Linked DNA regions of Homo sapiens: region 1 is linked to region 2. Evidence: chromatin loops called from intact Hi-C (ENCODE). Cell type or tissue: B cell. All regions are shown on one strand.

Region 1 (8,000 bases), 69 kb after region 2:
ATAGACTGGATTAAGAAAATGTGGCACATATACACCATGGAATACAATGCAGCCATAAAAAATGATGAGTTCACGTCCTTTGTAGGGACATGGATGAAACTGGAAACCATCATTCTCAGCAAACTATCGCAAGGACAAAAAACCAAACACTGCATGTTCTCACTCATAGGTGGAAATTGAACAATGAGAACACATGGACACAGGAAGGGGAACATCACACTCTGGGGACTGTTGTGGGGTGGGGGGAGGGGGGAGGGATAGCATTAGGAGATAAACCTAATGCTAAATGACGAGTTAATGGGTGCAGCACACCAACATGGCACATGTATACATATGTAACAAACCTGCACATTGTGCACATGTACCCTAAAACTTAAAGTATAATAATAATAAAATTTAAAAAAAGAAAAAAATAGATTTCAAATATACAATATTGTATTATTAACGATTCTTACTATGCTACGTATTTGACCTCCACAATTTATTCATCTTATAACTGAAAGTTTGTACCCTTTGACTAAAATCCACCTCCCATTTCTCCCATTCCCCAGCCCATGGCAGCCATCTTTCTACTCTGTGCTTCTATGAGGTTAACTTCTTTAATTTTTTTGCAGAAACTTAGAGGGGTACAAGTGTAATTTTGTTACATGCATAGATTGCATAGTGGTGAAGTTAAGGCTTTTAGGATATCCATCATCCAAATAATGTACATCGTACCTATCAAGTATTCTCTTATTGTCCACCAGAGTTTGATTTCTTTAGATTCCACATATTAACTGAGATCATGCAGTATTTGTCCTTCTGTGTTTGGCTTATTTCACTTAGCATAATGACTCTTAGGTTCACCTGTATTGTCACAAATGGTAGGATTTCTTTTTTTTTTTTTTTTTTTGAGGCTGAATAATACTCCATCGTATGTATATACCATTTTTAATCCATTCATCTATAGATGGTCACCTAGGTTTCCATAGCTTAGCTATTGTGAATAATGCTGCAATGTATCTCTTCAACATAATGATCTGAATTCTTTTGGATGTATACCCAGAAGTTGGATTGCTAGATCATATGGTAGCTCTATTTTTACTTTTTTGAGGACCTTCTATACTGTTTCCTATAATGACCGTATTCCACCAACAGTGTACAAGGATTCCCTTTTCTTTACACCAATACTTGTTCTCATTTGACTTTCTGATAATAGCCATCCTAAAAACTATGAGGTAATAGTGCATTGTGGTTTTGATTTGCATTTCCCTGATGATCCGTGATATTGAACACTTTTTCTATATCTTTTGGCCATTTGTATGTCTTCTTTCAAAAAATGTCTATTCAGATCCTTTGCCCATTTTTAAAACTTGGCGGGTTGTTTTTGTTTGTTTGTTTGTTGCTATTATGTTGTATGAGTTCCTTGTAGAGTTTGGATATCAGCCCCCTGTCAGGTATATGGTTTGCAAGCATTTTCTCCCAATCTGTAGTTTGCTTTTTCATTTTGTTGATTGCTTCCTTTGCTGTCCAGAAACTTTTAAATTTGATATAATCCTACTTGTTTATTTTTGCTTTTATTGACTGTGTTTTTGGGGTGATATTCATAAAATCATTGTGAATGCCACTGTCAAAGAGCTTTCTCCCTATGTTTTCTTGTACGTGCAAGTACTACTATTAATGGTTACATTTTAAAAACCCTTTGGACAATTTGAATAAATCCATTATTACTGGAAATTTTTAACATTCTTTTCTCTGTAATTCAGGCTCAAAATTTGGCAGGGCCTTTTCTCTATAATTCAGGCTCAAAATTTGGCAGTGTCTTTTCTCTATAATTCAGGCTCAAAATTTGGCAGTGTCTTTTCCCTATAATTCAGGCTCAAAATTTGGCAGTGCCATTTCTCTCTCCTTGCTCCCTCAAATACTTCAGTCAACTTTTCCTAGTGAGTTACTCTTGTCACTCAGTTTCTGCTACCCCAGCCCAGATATCACGTTGTCACTTGCCCCCTCCCTCCCCCATTGCTACAATGTCCTGTATTGTATCCCTCACCCCACATCTCCCCACAGTCTAATTCATTTACACCCTGCCACACCATATTAATAAGTCAGTAAAGCATGAGCCTTATCAGGGCACTGATCTCAAAGCTATCGGTGTGTTAACATTCCTTACAGAATTAAATACAAATGGAGAGGGACCTAGATGGCAGCTAAGGAAATTGTACTGTTCTCCATCATCTAGCCCCAGCCTCTCAAGCCTAATTCTCTCACCATTCCTCTTTTAGCCACTGTGCTTATTGACTCCCACATACTCGTGCTCCCCTCCATACCTGCTCCCTTCCACACCTGCGCTTTCAGAATTCTGTGCCATCGAAAATCCAATCGCTTCTCCCAGCCTCCTGTCCTTTCTCCATTGCCTCTGTCTGTTCCCACAAAGATCTGCACCTCCAAACTTCAAGTATCCTCAAAGACTCATCTTGATGGATTCCTACTTATAACATATCCTGATTCCTCCAAGCAGAAAATGTGTTTTTCCCCCTCTCAAATCCTGTAATCCTGTAAATATGCTGTTATTATGGAATTCAAAAGTTGATGTTGTGTGTTAGTTTGTACCTGTATTTGTGTTTGTCTACACAGAATAGTCCCCTTACTGAATGCTCCTTGAGGATACAACACACCTCATTTCTGTAGCAAGACTGTATTCCTGAATCCCTCCTAGTGGTGGAAGAAGTTGATGGTAGTTGTTTGGTATATCTGTCTCAATTATAAAGTGATCATTTGATTTTCAATAACATGAGTTATTTTCCTTCCTCACAAAGATATGCCTGAATATTCAGTCACAAATGAATTTTGTCGCAAACACTTCTTAATCGGAATTCTGCTCCGAGAAGTTGGCTTTGCCCTGCAGGAAGACCAAGATGTCAGACACTTAGCTTTAGCTGTCCTAAAAAATCTAATGGCTAAGCATTCATTTGATGATCGATACAGAGAGCCAGTAAGTGATCTTCCTTTCTCCCTTCCCTAAACACCATTTAATGGCTCACTGCATTAAATGCATATGAAACCGACAAGCCTATTGATTTTTACATGAATCATTTCTTTTGGCTACCTTTTCTCCTAGAGAAAGCAGGCCCAGATAGCAAGTTTATACATGCCCCTGTACGGCATGCTCCTGGACAATATGCCAAGGATTTATCTGAAGGACCTGTATCCTTTTACTGTCAATACATCTAATCAGGTACGTTTGCACAATATGTCACATTTCTATGTTAATAAAGAATTTGTCTTTTTTTAATTATTTTTTGCCCTGGATAACCATTTCTTCTCATCTGTGAACATACTAGGCATTGAACAACACTTTCTGCTATGTACTCACATCAATGTGTCATTTGTTCCAGATAGGTCCCTTTAGCCTCCACCTGATCCACCCTTCAGCATTTTGCTTTCATTTCTCTCTGTTCTCTGTATCAGCTTCCAATTCTTTCCAGCTTTTACAGGTTCCTCTGTTGCAATTATGACCCCTTCCTCAGTGGACACCTTCTCCTACCACTTTCTACATTCCCTACATCCCCCCCTGGTGTCAGAATAAATAGCCAAGTGCCTTATTTGTAGTCACAACCCAGGAGTGACTATAATCCTTCCTCCACTGAGGCACCACAGTGACTACGCACAATCCATTAAAGATCCGTTGCCTATGTTCAAATCTCAGATGAAATAACCCACTGCTGAATCCAGTATCTAAGGAAGGTATTACCATCTAGGAGTTAGGAGCTATGCCTATGGATTTTTTTTTTACCTTTTTCAAATCCCAGCAGTATCAGTGACTATCTGGGTGACTGGAAATAAGTTAGCCAACCTCCTTAAGACTCCATTTCCTTCATTATAAAATGGGATAAAATACCTAAATCACAGTGTCTTTATGAGGATTAAATTGTGTACTAGAAAACATTTATTTTAGAGCCTGGCAAGCAATAAATATTTAAAACATAGTTTTAGGCCAGGTATGGTGACTCACATCTCTAATCCCATCAACTTTGGGAGCCCAAGATGGGAGGATCCCTTGAGGCCAAGAGTTCAAGACCAACCTGGGCAACATAGCAAGACCCCACCTGTACAAATAAGAAATTTAAAAAATTAGCTGGGCATGGTGGCACATACCTGTAGTCCCAGCTACTCAGGAGGTTAAGGGCAGGAGGATCGCTTGAGCCAGGAGGTTGAGGCTGCAGTGAACTATAATCATGCCATTGCACTGTAGTCTGGGTAACAGTAAGACGCTGCCTGTTAGATAATGAAATAGAATAATTAAAATAAAATAAAATGTAGTTGCTAATAATAGTAATGTACATAAGATAACTCATGGTAATAATTATATCTATAATGTGATCCATGAATATATCAATAACCAATCCAGCCATGTAGTCTGTATATCTGTATCTAAAAGATTGTTTCTACAACATTGTAAAAAAGTCACATAAATCAAATTATAACTACGAGTATGGTTTTGGCTGTATTTGTTTTCACTGCCTACTTTAGCAGAAAACCTGTAAGGGGATATAAAAGAACAAATTAAATATCACTTAATTGGAAGTGTAACGAAGAAGGCATATGTGGGTTAACAATGTTGAAATGCCATGATTCCCATTAATCTTTACTATACTTTGAATACAGGGGTCTAGAGATGATCTAAGCACCAATGGAGGATTTCAAAGCCAGACAGCTATCAAACATGCAAACTCTGTGGATACATCATTTTCTAAAGATGTTTTAAATTCCATAGCAGGTACTTGAGATCTTCTGAGAACACTTATTTTTAACACTCATCCACCTTTACATTGTATATCATTGTGCTTTTTACTCAGTCCGTAATTTATTATGCATAATCTACGTGGCAAAGTATACTACATTTATACAACCAAAGAGTCTTTTTACATATTTCTTTGAATTCCATCCAGTGACTTCCTCTTCTACTTAGTGTTCAGTATTACTTGGCTTAAGGAGCAGCCTACTTGGATGTTATCAAATTACTTTATTCTGGAAACCGTCTTTAAGTTTTCATTGCAGACAGCCTTTTAAGATATAATGGCTTTTCAACTTCAAGTATTATTTTTAAGAACTGTTTTGGAAATGTCATTTCAGTTTCTCATAAACAGTCAAAAGTTGAAAGCCCCTTCCCAAAAGTATCTTTATGAACTTTTACTAAAGCATTTTTAAAACAAGAGCTGGCTTTAATGCCAATCCCAGACGCTGTTATGTTGGTCTTTGACAACACTGCTGCTACCTCAGTATCAACATCTTTTTGGTTCATCATGTGAACCTTTTGTGTGTGTGTGCCCATACATCTCATTCCCATACGTGTGCTGTGGCTTGTGTTTACAGCATTTTCATCAATAGCTATTTCTACAGTAAACCATGCTGACTCCAGAGCATCTTTAGCAAGTCTTGACTCCAATCCAAGTACCAATGAGAAGAGCAGTGAGAAGACGGACAACTGTGAAAAGGTATGACTTCCCTCTCAAACCTACTGATCATTACAAGGCAGAGGTCACTCACTCTCACTCAATCCTGATTGGTTCTTGAATTCCCAGATCCCAAGACCCTTGTCTTTGATTGGCTCAACTCTTCGATTTGACAAGTTAGATCAAGCAGAAACCAGGAGTCTCCTGATGTGTTTTCTTCACATTATGAAAACGATTTCGTACGGTAAAGAGAATTCTTTAATTTTTTTGAAAAAAGGAAAAAGAAAACCTTCAGATTCTCATACTACCTGGTGTTTCCTTTTAGAGACTCTGATTGCCTACTGGCAGAGAGCTCCCAGCCCAGAGGTGTCCGACTTCTTCAGCATCTTGGAGTAAGTTTTAGAGTTGATGACTTAACACTTTTTTCTGGAAATTTCTAAATAGTCCACTATACCATGTTTCATTTCAAGAACCCATATAGTAAGTTATCAATAATATATGAACTATTTAAAGAAAATTTAATATTTTTCTTTCAATATACTTAGATGAACAGTTTGTATAATAAAAGAATATGAATAATTAAAATGTGGTTTTTTTCTCCTTTCTAGCGTTTGTCTTCAAAATTTCAGATACCTAGGAAAACGCAACATAATAAGGTACTAATTTTAAATTCCAATAGGTTAATCTGGTCTTTTAAAAAGCATATGACATGTATTAATGTGTCAGGTTAGAGTTACAAATATATATTAGAAATCTTAAAATGCAAATAAGGATTGTTAGGTTGACGTCACATTAGACACAGTAAGTTTGAAGATTGCCTCATACGCATTGTAGATCTAGGAATAGTTCATGTTGTCTAGGGAGAAAAGCACAAAAACACAAATTTTTGAAAGAAAACCACATTTCATGTATCTTCAGAATGAATTTATCATTATATAGATATAACTTGGAAGATACCTATTTCAGAAAACATTTCCAGTAAACTAAAAAAAAAAAAAAACAAGTAATCTGGAATAACTTCGTACTGTCATCATTTTCTCATGAGACAACAACGTTTGAAGCACCTTCACTAAATCCCAATTTCTGATTTCCGAAAGAAAACAGGGTTTTATTTTTGATTAATTCACAGCATGTGAAATATTTCATTGTGCAGTAATCGTTTTGTCAGTTGCCATTCATTTTTATATGTAAATTACAAACACTGAGCTATGATTAAAACTTCCATTTTCATTGCAGAAAAATTGCTGCTGCATTTAAATTTGTGCAGTCCACCCAGAACAATGGAACTCTCAAAGGATCCAATCCTTCCTGCCAGACATCAGGTCTCTTGTCACAATGGTAATGTCACATTTGCTTGGTATTTAAAATTATATATAGCTGTGTGTGTGTGTCTGTATATGCACATGTCAGGGGTAGACACACACACACACACACACACACACACACACATATTTCTATTTATATATTCAAACCAAGTGCAGATTTCAAGTAACTATATGTCTACCTAAAGAAACTTCTTAGATACTTTACTGTCTGCCCTACTAGCTGGTAGAGACCAAAGAGATAAGGAGTACACCATATATGTGTGCACTTAGAGCACAATCCCTTGCATAGACTGAACATTAATGAGTATTTTCATTTAATGAAACCTGAGACATAGGCCCAATAAATGCCTCTTTTAATGCTAGCTAATCTTCCAGTGACAAACGGAAATGTGGAATCATGTCTCCCTAGGCTTTTCAGTAATTATAATTTTTTGCAATGTTCTTGAAGCTGAAATTGTTTTTTAAAGGGTCAAAGGCAATGAGGAAGCATGGATAGTCCCATAACCTCACTTTAGATTTCCTAGTCATTAGACTGGTTTGACTAGCAGATAGGACCTGGAGTCATCCTTCACCGGCCTAACCAATGGGAAACATTTGCCCTGAAATTCTACCTCGGAGCTCCTCTGGGTCTTGTAAATGAGAATTCTTTGCTAAAATTATCTCCACTTTGATTTATTCTTCCCAGAGGTATCATCATAATATATATTATGAATATTTTAGAAAGGGTTTTAGAAAGAAATATAAGAGTCGTACATAGCGAATAAATCATAGAATAAATTGTGCCTCCCTCCATGCCCTTTGAAATTGCCCCCTTGTGAGAAAGTAAATGAAAAAAAATGTAATGGACATTTTTTGCAAAAAATAATAGAGGACAGTAAAGAATTAGTTTCCATGTTTAATAATAATAGTGAGCCACCTGAGGTCACTGAAGTTTTGTAGATGTGTGGTGGGTTAGATTTCAGGCTGCTCCTGAGACATCTGGATGGGTCCTGGCCATTTCTGTCCCTCGCCTCCTAGAAACCAGGGCTTTTCCTCCACAAGTTCAGACTGTACTACACTCAAAACCTAGAAATAAGCCAATCCAAATGCCTAAAGCCTAGAGCCAAGGAATCACGCACTCCTTCTAGCTTCAGGAATGACCCAGGCTCCCCTGGCTATTGAAAGCCAAAGTCTCATCTCCTTGGCCTCCACCCATCCAGGTTTTCTGATTTAGCCAGAACCAAAACAGCCTTGAAAAGTGGGA
Region 2 (8,000 bases):
AAAACCACTCAGACATCTTAATCTTTCCCAACATAAGCTTCTCTGGGCTGCAAATGGTTCTATTTCTCTTGAAATAGAAGAAGGTAATTTAGTTCTTGAGACATTTCAAATCGAATATTTATTTTAATTATAAATGTCCCTTTTTGAGAAACAAGATTGTAATACTTTGCTCAAATTTTTAAGAATATTTGTGATTATATTGTTGAAGCCGGCAATCATATTTAATTCATTTGAAGTACTGAATGCAGTTTAGACAATCAAATCAACTCGTTTATATTTTGTAATGTTTCATTTCAAAATTTTGTTAGTGTTCGGCATCTTCATTCGAAAGCAGGTTGCAACTCAATCCACCTTTAATTTGGACCCAATATAAGCATTTTAGGTTGCTTTTTATCTCCCTTTTAACATTATTTGCAGCATCAAATTCATCACTCAAATTCTTTCATTTGTTTGTTTTCAAGATAACACTGAGATTTGCTTGCATTTTTCTATAATCAAATACTTAAAAATGTCCTTGCAAAAGTTGTGCACCAAACTCTGGACATTTACAGTTCTTTTATGAGTGTCTATTTCTTTCTTTTTTAATTTTTTTTTTTATTTTGAGACAGAGACTCGCTCTGTCACCCAGGCTGGGAGTGCAGTGGTGCAATTTCGGCTCACTGCAACCTCTACCTCCTGGGTTCAAGTAACTTTCCTGCCTCAGCCTCCCAAATAGCTGGGAATACAGGCATGCACCACCATGCCCAGCTAATTTTTGTATTTTTAGTAGAGACAGGGTTTCACCATGTTGTCCAGGCTGGTCTTAAACTCCTGGCCTCAAGTGAGCTGCCCGCCTTGGCCTCCTAAAGCGCTGGGATTACAGGAGTGAGACACTACGCCCAGCCCTGAGTGTCTATTTCTATTCCTGTTGTTTTTTTGAAGGAAATTGTGCTGTGATAGAACACCTGTCTTTCCTTTTATACCTGCTCTGCAGCCATCTTGTCTTTGCCCTTAGACTGTCCATCAGTGAAGGTCGCAGGTGATTTTGTAGCCCTTCTTCGTCAGAACATCCCAGAGCTGTGTGTGAGGACACGTGGAGGACATCTACCCCAGTCCTCCTGGGGAGAGTGGGGCGTCTAGGAATTTGCCTTCGGAAGGAAGCTGCCTAGATGTTTGCTTTGCACACTGAAGTTTGAGGCCATGGGCTTTCTGAGTACCCTCCACTTTGTTTACACTGCAGTCAAAATGATTTTTTCAAAATGCAACTCTGACCTTTTACTTGTCCACATACTTCTATTCTATGTTCTCATAGAACCCAGTACCTCTTTTTCAAAACATTTGTACAAAATTTAAATATATTTGTTTTCTGATTTCACATTTGTCTGATTAATTGCTTAATGCCTGTCATTCCTATTCTGCAAGAGCAGGGACTGGCTATGTTTTTGTCCAACACAAAGTATGAACACAACAGATATCTCTTTGATAGTCAATTATATCGCTGCACTTAGCACTGAGGATACAAATTTAGGTTCTGCCCTTCTAAGACTTGTGGACTATAAAGAGCCAGGCCTGGGACTGCCATTATAAGGCAAAGAAATAAATAATACTTGATGGTAATACAAAAGTATGGACAGGAGCAAAGGGCTCATCCTTGGAAGTCTAGAAAGTGATGTTTGAGCTGTGAATTTCCACATGAGAACCATAGTTAGCATTTTAGCCAATTCTTTCTCCTTTGGTTCCTGAACTTTACTTTTTCTCAAGACTATGTGTTGCCCCACTATGTGTTCTTGAGCACTGAGAGAAACCACAACTCCCAGGCCACAGATGCCCCTTTGTTGTGCCGGGGCAATGTCAAGTAAGGAGACCAGCATCAGCTGAGCATCTTCTGTGTCCCTGGCTCTGTGCAATGCATAAGGCAGCTCAGTGGGTGGGATTAGGAGCACAGTTGTTAGAGTATATAGGGCTTATTTTCCCTTCTCTACCATTTGCTATCAATATAATCCCAAACACATTTTAATTAATCTCCCCAAAACTCAGTTTCACTACATGTGAAATGGAATAATGTGATTGGTCCCACAGGGTTGTTATGACATTTAAATTAAATAATGACCATAAAGTACAGAGCCAGTATTTAGTAATTGTTGTGTTTGCACTAGTAATCTTGTTGTTGTGATTGTTGAAAGAAACAGCTATCTGGGGACAGTCTGTGAGAGTATCCCAAAGAAAGAGAACATTGCCGGAGGGGTATTAGAAATTTTTGCTTGTCACCAAGAAATAGCAATCCTGTTCCCCAAAAGAATTTTATACCTTGTTATTTAGCCACAATCCCACACTATTGATCTCATTTTATGGCTCTTCTCTTATTTGTATTCTACTTAATAGAGTTGTCCTAAGTGTTAGGGTTTGCTCTATTACAATTATGAGTAAGCTACAGGTTTTAGAACATATTGATAAAAGCTGGACACCGGTATAGGAATTGCCTGGAGTAAATCAAAGATGAAGTATCTTCAGTAATCTTTCCAACAACCACCCCCTTAAATAACACTAGTTTGTGTCACTAGGGGAAAGTTTCCACTTTGAATGTATGTTCCAATCTCATACCAGGAATATATAAAATTGTAACAATTTGTTCTTGGGTTCCCCCGCTTTAAATGTCCTTCCCTGAACTTTCAATAGCCCATTTCTCCTTTCTACAGATTTCAAATCAGAGATCTTCTTTGGGGAAAGGCCTGCTTCTGACCACCCAATCTAAAGTACCTACTCATCACACTGGCTTATTTTAGTTCTCTGCACAATGGAGAACCTTTGTTTTTCAATTGTTTGTTCATTCCTTCAATTATTCATCCATTCACCTCTTCTCTACTAGAATGTCAACTTGGAATAGGAACCTATTCCAATAGAATAGGAACCTATTCCAATAGAATAGGAACCTATTCCAATAGAATAGGAACCTATTATGTTCCATTCATAAAATATGACTGGTTTTGAACCCACCACTATTGAATCCTTCAAGTGTCCGTACTATTACATGATATGGTGGTTAGGAAAACTGACCCAGTCCTCATGGAGGTAGCCTTAAGGGAGACATGTATTTGTCAAAACAAACAAAAATGGATAAGCAGATAATTTCAAATCATGGTAAGTGCTCTGGAGGACAAGAACTTTGTCCCTTTGTCCTAGACTGGAAAATTGAGGAAAGTTTCAATTGAGATCTGAAGAGTGGATACAAATCATATAAGTACATGGGGGCACACACCATGCTCACTATGCTTTTGAGCGCATGTGTGGTGGAGGGGGCCAGCCTGTCTCAGGCCTTCCTTGTGGCAGCAATAAGAACATGACAGGAACACATTCGGGAACTAGAAAAAGGCTTTGTGGGTTGGTCACAAAATGCAAAGTAGAGATGTCAAGCTAGAGAAGAATCTGGAGGTTGGTGAAGCCAGAGCCAGGAAAGGAATTGGGATGTCACTGCACATGGATGTCGTTTGAAGCCATTGGAATAGATGAGAAATAAAGGAGAGAAAGGAGTCTGAGGCATAGCCAGGATTCTCACTAGAGGTCATGAGAAGAAGGAACAGCTGGCAGAGGAGATCGAAAAAAGGCAGCCACACTCAGAATAGAGTGTGCTCGTGGCAACTGAAGGAAGGTGAGTTTCAGAAAGGAGGAAGTGGCCATTGTGTTAATTCTGCTGCAAGGACAAGGAAGATACGAAGAAAGAAATAGTCCTTAAGATAGTATGGCAACATAGGGCCTGTTAGTGACCTTGGTAAGAGCTGCCTCTGGGATGCGATAGGGTCAGACGCCCACCTGGAATGAATCACAGAATATAAGGTGAGAAAGTCAAGGCAGAAACTCAAAGAAACTCTTACAAGGAGTTAAGAATATACTCAAGCACATGCCCGTGATGAAATGTTCAAGCTAACGTGTCCATCCAATCAACAAAACCCTAAATAAGATATTTCTTAGTACAAAAAGCTTTGAAAGAAATCAAACAAAATGATCAGACCCATCTAAAATTTTGTCTTGTTCTGGAAAATTTTCTTTATGTTATCTATCTGTATGGAAAGACTTTTGGAACCTCAAGCCCACATAAATGATCTCTCTCTCGAAGGCTTATTTTTTGGTATTCTCTTTTTCTTTCTTTCTTTTTATACCACAGAATAACAGACTAAGAAAATATGCCTTTGAATTGAAAATGAATGATCTGACCTATTTTGTGCTGGCAGCTGAAACAGAGTCAGATATGGATGAATGGATCCACACCCTCAACCGCATTCTGCAAATCAGTCCTGAGGGGCCCCTCCAAGGGAGGAGGAGCACAGAGCTCACTGATCTGGGTCTGGGTGAGAGCATATGAAGCCGTCTTCCTTCCTTTGTCCAGTGTGACCTGTGTTTTTGGTTCACTAAAGCTGCTAGGCATTGTAGTTGCTGTCTGGTCTAGCTCATCCATCCTGGGGCTGTTTGTTCCAAGAATCACTAAATCACTCCTAAATCTTTACTGCACAGTAATGGCCACCACACATAAGTACAATTCAGAGTCAACTGGCAACGATCTGAGGCTTTCCCCCAGCAAATGATGTTGGGAATCATTTGTCACAGCATCCAAAATGTGCTCATGTCCAATGGGACATTACCTTATAGGGGGCATTTTGTGGTATTTTAGCCTTTCATTAAATTTAATTAATGAATCTTATGCTCTGTAAAGGCAAATATGAATTCCTTCCTTTTAGTGAAAAAGCATCTTTCATTTCTGCTTTTTGATCATACTGTGATCATCTTATATGTGAAAGTTTCAAAAATTATACATGGTGATAGAATTTTTATAAAATTAAATTTTTTTTCTCCCCATCCTAATTCCTTCATAAGGGTCTACTTCATTTTATGCAAAGAGAAGGGAACAAGAGAGAGGAAAGAAAAGGTGAAAAGGTTAGAAAAGCAAGTCTGTAGCTACATAGAAGGCAAGTTCAACACCAGCAAAGTCAGTCACTCCTCCCAAAACAAAACTATTTTCAGACATTTTGCATAGCACATGGTACATTAGAAACCAAAGCATCTTTAAGTTCCCCTAGTCTAAGTCTCAGGCTGTAGAGTGAAAGAGCCATGGAGTAATATGGAAAAAAACTATTGCTGATTTTGTTGATTTTAACACAACTACTGTATGCCATAGTAGGTGTTTTACACTTAGGATTTCCTTAATAATAACAACGATAGTATTAATGTTTACAGTGTCTTACAGAGTTTAAGTAGCTGAAGCAAGAAGGTGGATTCTAAATTGATAGCCTGAGAGCCAGAATTACCAAAAATACATACATATTTAAGAAAACTTTAGTATGCATTAATGAAGTAAGTCAAGACAACCCCAAGTATAAATGTAGTGTAAAAATCCAAAGTTCTTGTGGACACAAGATGGTATCATAGCAAGAATCCCAAAATGATCATCAGAGGGTCTGATTTCCAGGCCCAGATCACTCAACAATGTGGAGTTCAGGAGTCAGAACACAATGAAAGCTTAGGCTCACCAACGTCCCTCTTAGCTCTTAAGCCTAACTTAGTTTTGCATGTCACAGGCTAGAAGAATGTGTGACTCGTGAGTAATATTTAATAACCTGACTTGGTATATCTTTTTAAGATTCGCTGGATAATTCTGTAACTTGTGAATGCACGCCAGAGGAAACAGATTCTTCAGAGAACAACCTACACGCAGACTTTGCAAAGGTAATAAAGTTGGCATTGTACTTGCAAAACCAATTTGAATTATTTGTTAGTTATTGCTTTCATGGAAAAGACGTAAATGCTTTCTTTTAAGATTTAGACCAAGAAGCTAATTTGGAACTTCCCGTTAACCTATGTGTTTTCATTAACATACACATAGGGCTCAAAAAGGAAACATACTTTTACAAGATTTGCCAAGTGTTAATGGGTAATACTAAAATGGTGATAATACTAAGGGGCTGCTTCTTGGCCATGTGGATGTGTCAGGGGCTGTATCTGGATATTTAGATACCAAGGACTAACACAATTTTCTCTGTAGTACCTCACAGAAACAGAAGATACTGTAAAAACAACTCGAAACATGGAGAGGCTAAATCTGTTCTCTCTAGATCCAGACATAGATGTAAGTCAAAATTTTTTCTAAGCAGATATGAACTTGATCCATACAGTTGGGGATTATAATTTAGAATTTCTTTTTTATGTTGGATGTTTGGTGACTCATTCAAAACTTTTTTAGACCTTGAAACTTCAAAAAAAAGATCTCTTGGAACCTGAGTCTGTGATCAAACCATTTGAAGAAAAAGCTGCCAAGAGAATCATGATCATCTGTAAAGCCCTCAACTCAAATCTTCAGGGATGTGTTACGGAGAATGAAAATGATCCGATAACGAATGTAAGTTTCTCCTCTGTTACATCCTATACCATTAAGCCAACATTACACCACCCTAGTCAAAAATCTTTTCTATTCCTGCTAATTCCAGGCACTGATTTCTCACTCTCTAGTGTACCAGGGAATATTATTAACAGCCTTTTCCCACATTACACAAGTGTACAAGTTCTAAAGTGGAACACTTTATAATATACTGTATGAATAAAGCCTAATAAAATATTAATATACTATACTTTATCAATATACTGCCATAAAATTTTCCTTTTAACTTAAAGAAAAAGCATTAAAGGACTGTGTTTGGGGATTCTATGAAATCAGCACAGTGGTTTAGAGTTTCCTATGGCATTGTGTGTATCCTCTTAGTAGTACTCAAGATGGCTTTTTTTTTTTTTTTTTTTTTTTTTGAGATGGTCTTGCTCTGTTGCCCAGGCTGGAGTGCAGTTGCGCAGTCTCGGCTCACTGCAGCCTCAGCTCAGTGCAGCCGCAGCTTCCAGGGCTCAAGCGATCCTTCCACCTAAGCCTTCCAAGTAATGGACTACAGGCACGCACCACCATGGCCGCCTAGCTAATTTTTTTGTATTTCTTATACAGATGAGGTTTTGCCATGATGGCCAGACTGGTTTAGAACTCCTAGGCTCAAGCTACCTGCCTGCCTCAACCTCTCAAAGTGCTGGGATTACAGGCATGAGCTACCACACCTGGCCAGAGATGGCTTTTACAGGGACATTTTTATTTTACTATTTCTATGTTTATTTTCATGTGTATTAGAGAAAAATCAAAGCTAACAAACCCTGTGACTTCCCAGCCATTATTGCTGAGGACAAGACTAAACAGTGTATCAAGTAAAGTAATATTAGATGGATGTTAAATAAATACTAGTAGGATGGGACATGTAAATATCAGAAATGACAAAGGAGCTTCACTGATATTTGTGTGAGTTCTCTTGAAAACTTCGTCTTAGTACTTTAGCAGGCAGTCCCACTAGATTGTTAATGTATGTGTGGGAAGGGAACTTTTTATGAGCATAAACGTTATTAAATGTTGAATTATTTTTTAAAATCACTCATAATTCTATATCAATCTTGATTATGTTAATATCCTAATCAATATAAGGCACAGTTAATATTTTGGCATATCTTCTTTCATTCTTTTTTAATGCGTTCTGTTCAAATTTCTAATCCATCATCCCTCAATTGTCATCTTTCACCTCAAAGAGGAAAACTGATTTCCAGATCCTTGATAGGAGTCACATTGGCTTTCGAAGGCAGAAACCCCATTAAGTTTTCACTGTAAACTGGGTCCACACAGTCTCATGCCTTCATCCATTTATGATCCAGGGAAACTAGCCTTGCTAGTTGTGACAGTGAGTGGATGGCAGAAAGAATTAACCCTTTCAGAAGACTTTACTTGATACCTACTGACCTGTGTCTTTAGCACCTCAGTGATTTGCTTTGAGCCTCCTACCCCAGGTGTAGAGCAGGATAAGGTCCATGCTGTGGACCTCTGATTTAATGAGGAGACTCAAATGAGATGTGCCGTTCTGGGATCAGATTGCCTGGCTCTCCAACTCACAAGTTGTGCCACTCTGGGCAACTGGCCTACTGTCAGTCTTCACTCCTTTAAATGGAGATAATAACAA

What was found. Hi-C counts contacts between places; a loop is a spot of excess contacts. Peaks named below come from ENCODE experiments on the same cell type or tissue, not always from the same donor. Only the 100,000 strongest peaks of a DNase experiment are listed, where the experiment ranks them.
Region 1: it touches region 2 in a loop (2.3-fold over the local background); 2 of 110 quality-filtered maps call a loop at or near these places.

Annotation. Positions count from the first base shown.
Region 1 is chr2:224,802,882-224,810,881 of GRCh38, reverse strand. It overlaps DOCK10 (dedicator of cytokinesis 10), which reads left to right. Exons shown (of 56, transcript NM_014689.3): 32 at 2,796-2,971; 33 at 3,098-3,214; 34 at 4,645-4,756; 35 at 5,353-5,474; 36 at 5,562-5,676; 37 at 5,758-5,824; 38 at 6,041-6,088; 39 at 6,669-6,770. Among named protein-coding and RNA genes, the nearest start is that of CCDC195, 91 kb to the right of the region's middle. In B cell, no CTCF peak of the experiment used is centred here; no DNase peak of the experiment used is centred here; H3K27ac peaks cover 344 bases.
Region 2 is chr2:224,872,360-224,880,359 of GRCh38, reverse strand. It overlaps DOCK10 (dedicator of cytokinesis 10), which reads left to right. Exons shown (of 56, transcript NM_014689.3): 8 at 4,139-4,322; 9 at 5,609-5,694; 10 at 6,011-6,094; 11 at 6,209-6,364. Among named protein-coding and RNA genes, the nearest start is that of MIR4439, 130 kb to the left of the region's middle. In B cell, no CTCF peak of the experiment used is centred here; DNase peaks (open chromatin) are centred at 3,629 and 4,979; H3K4me3 peaks cover 478 bases; H3K27ac peaks cover 3,545 bases.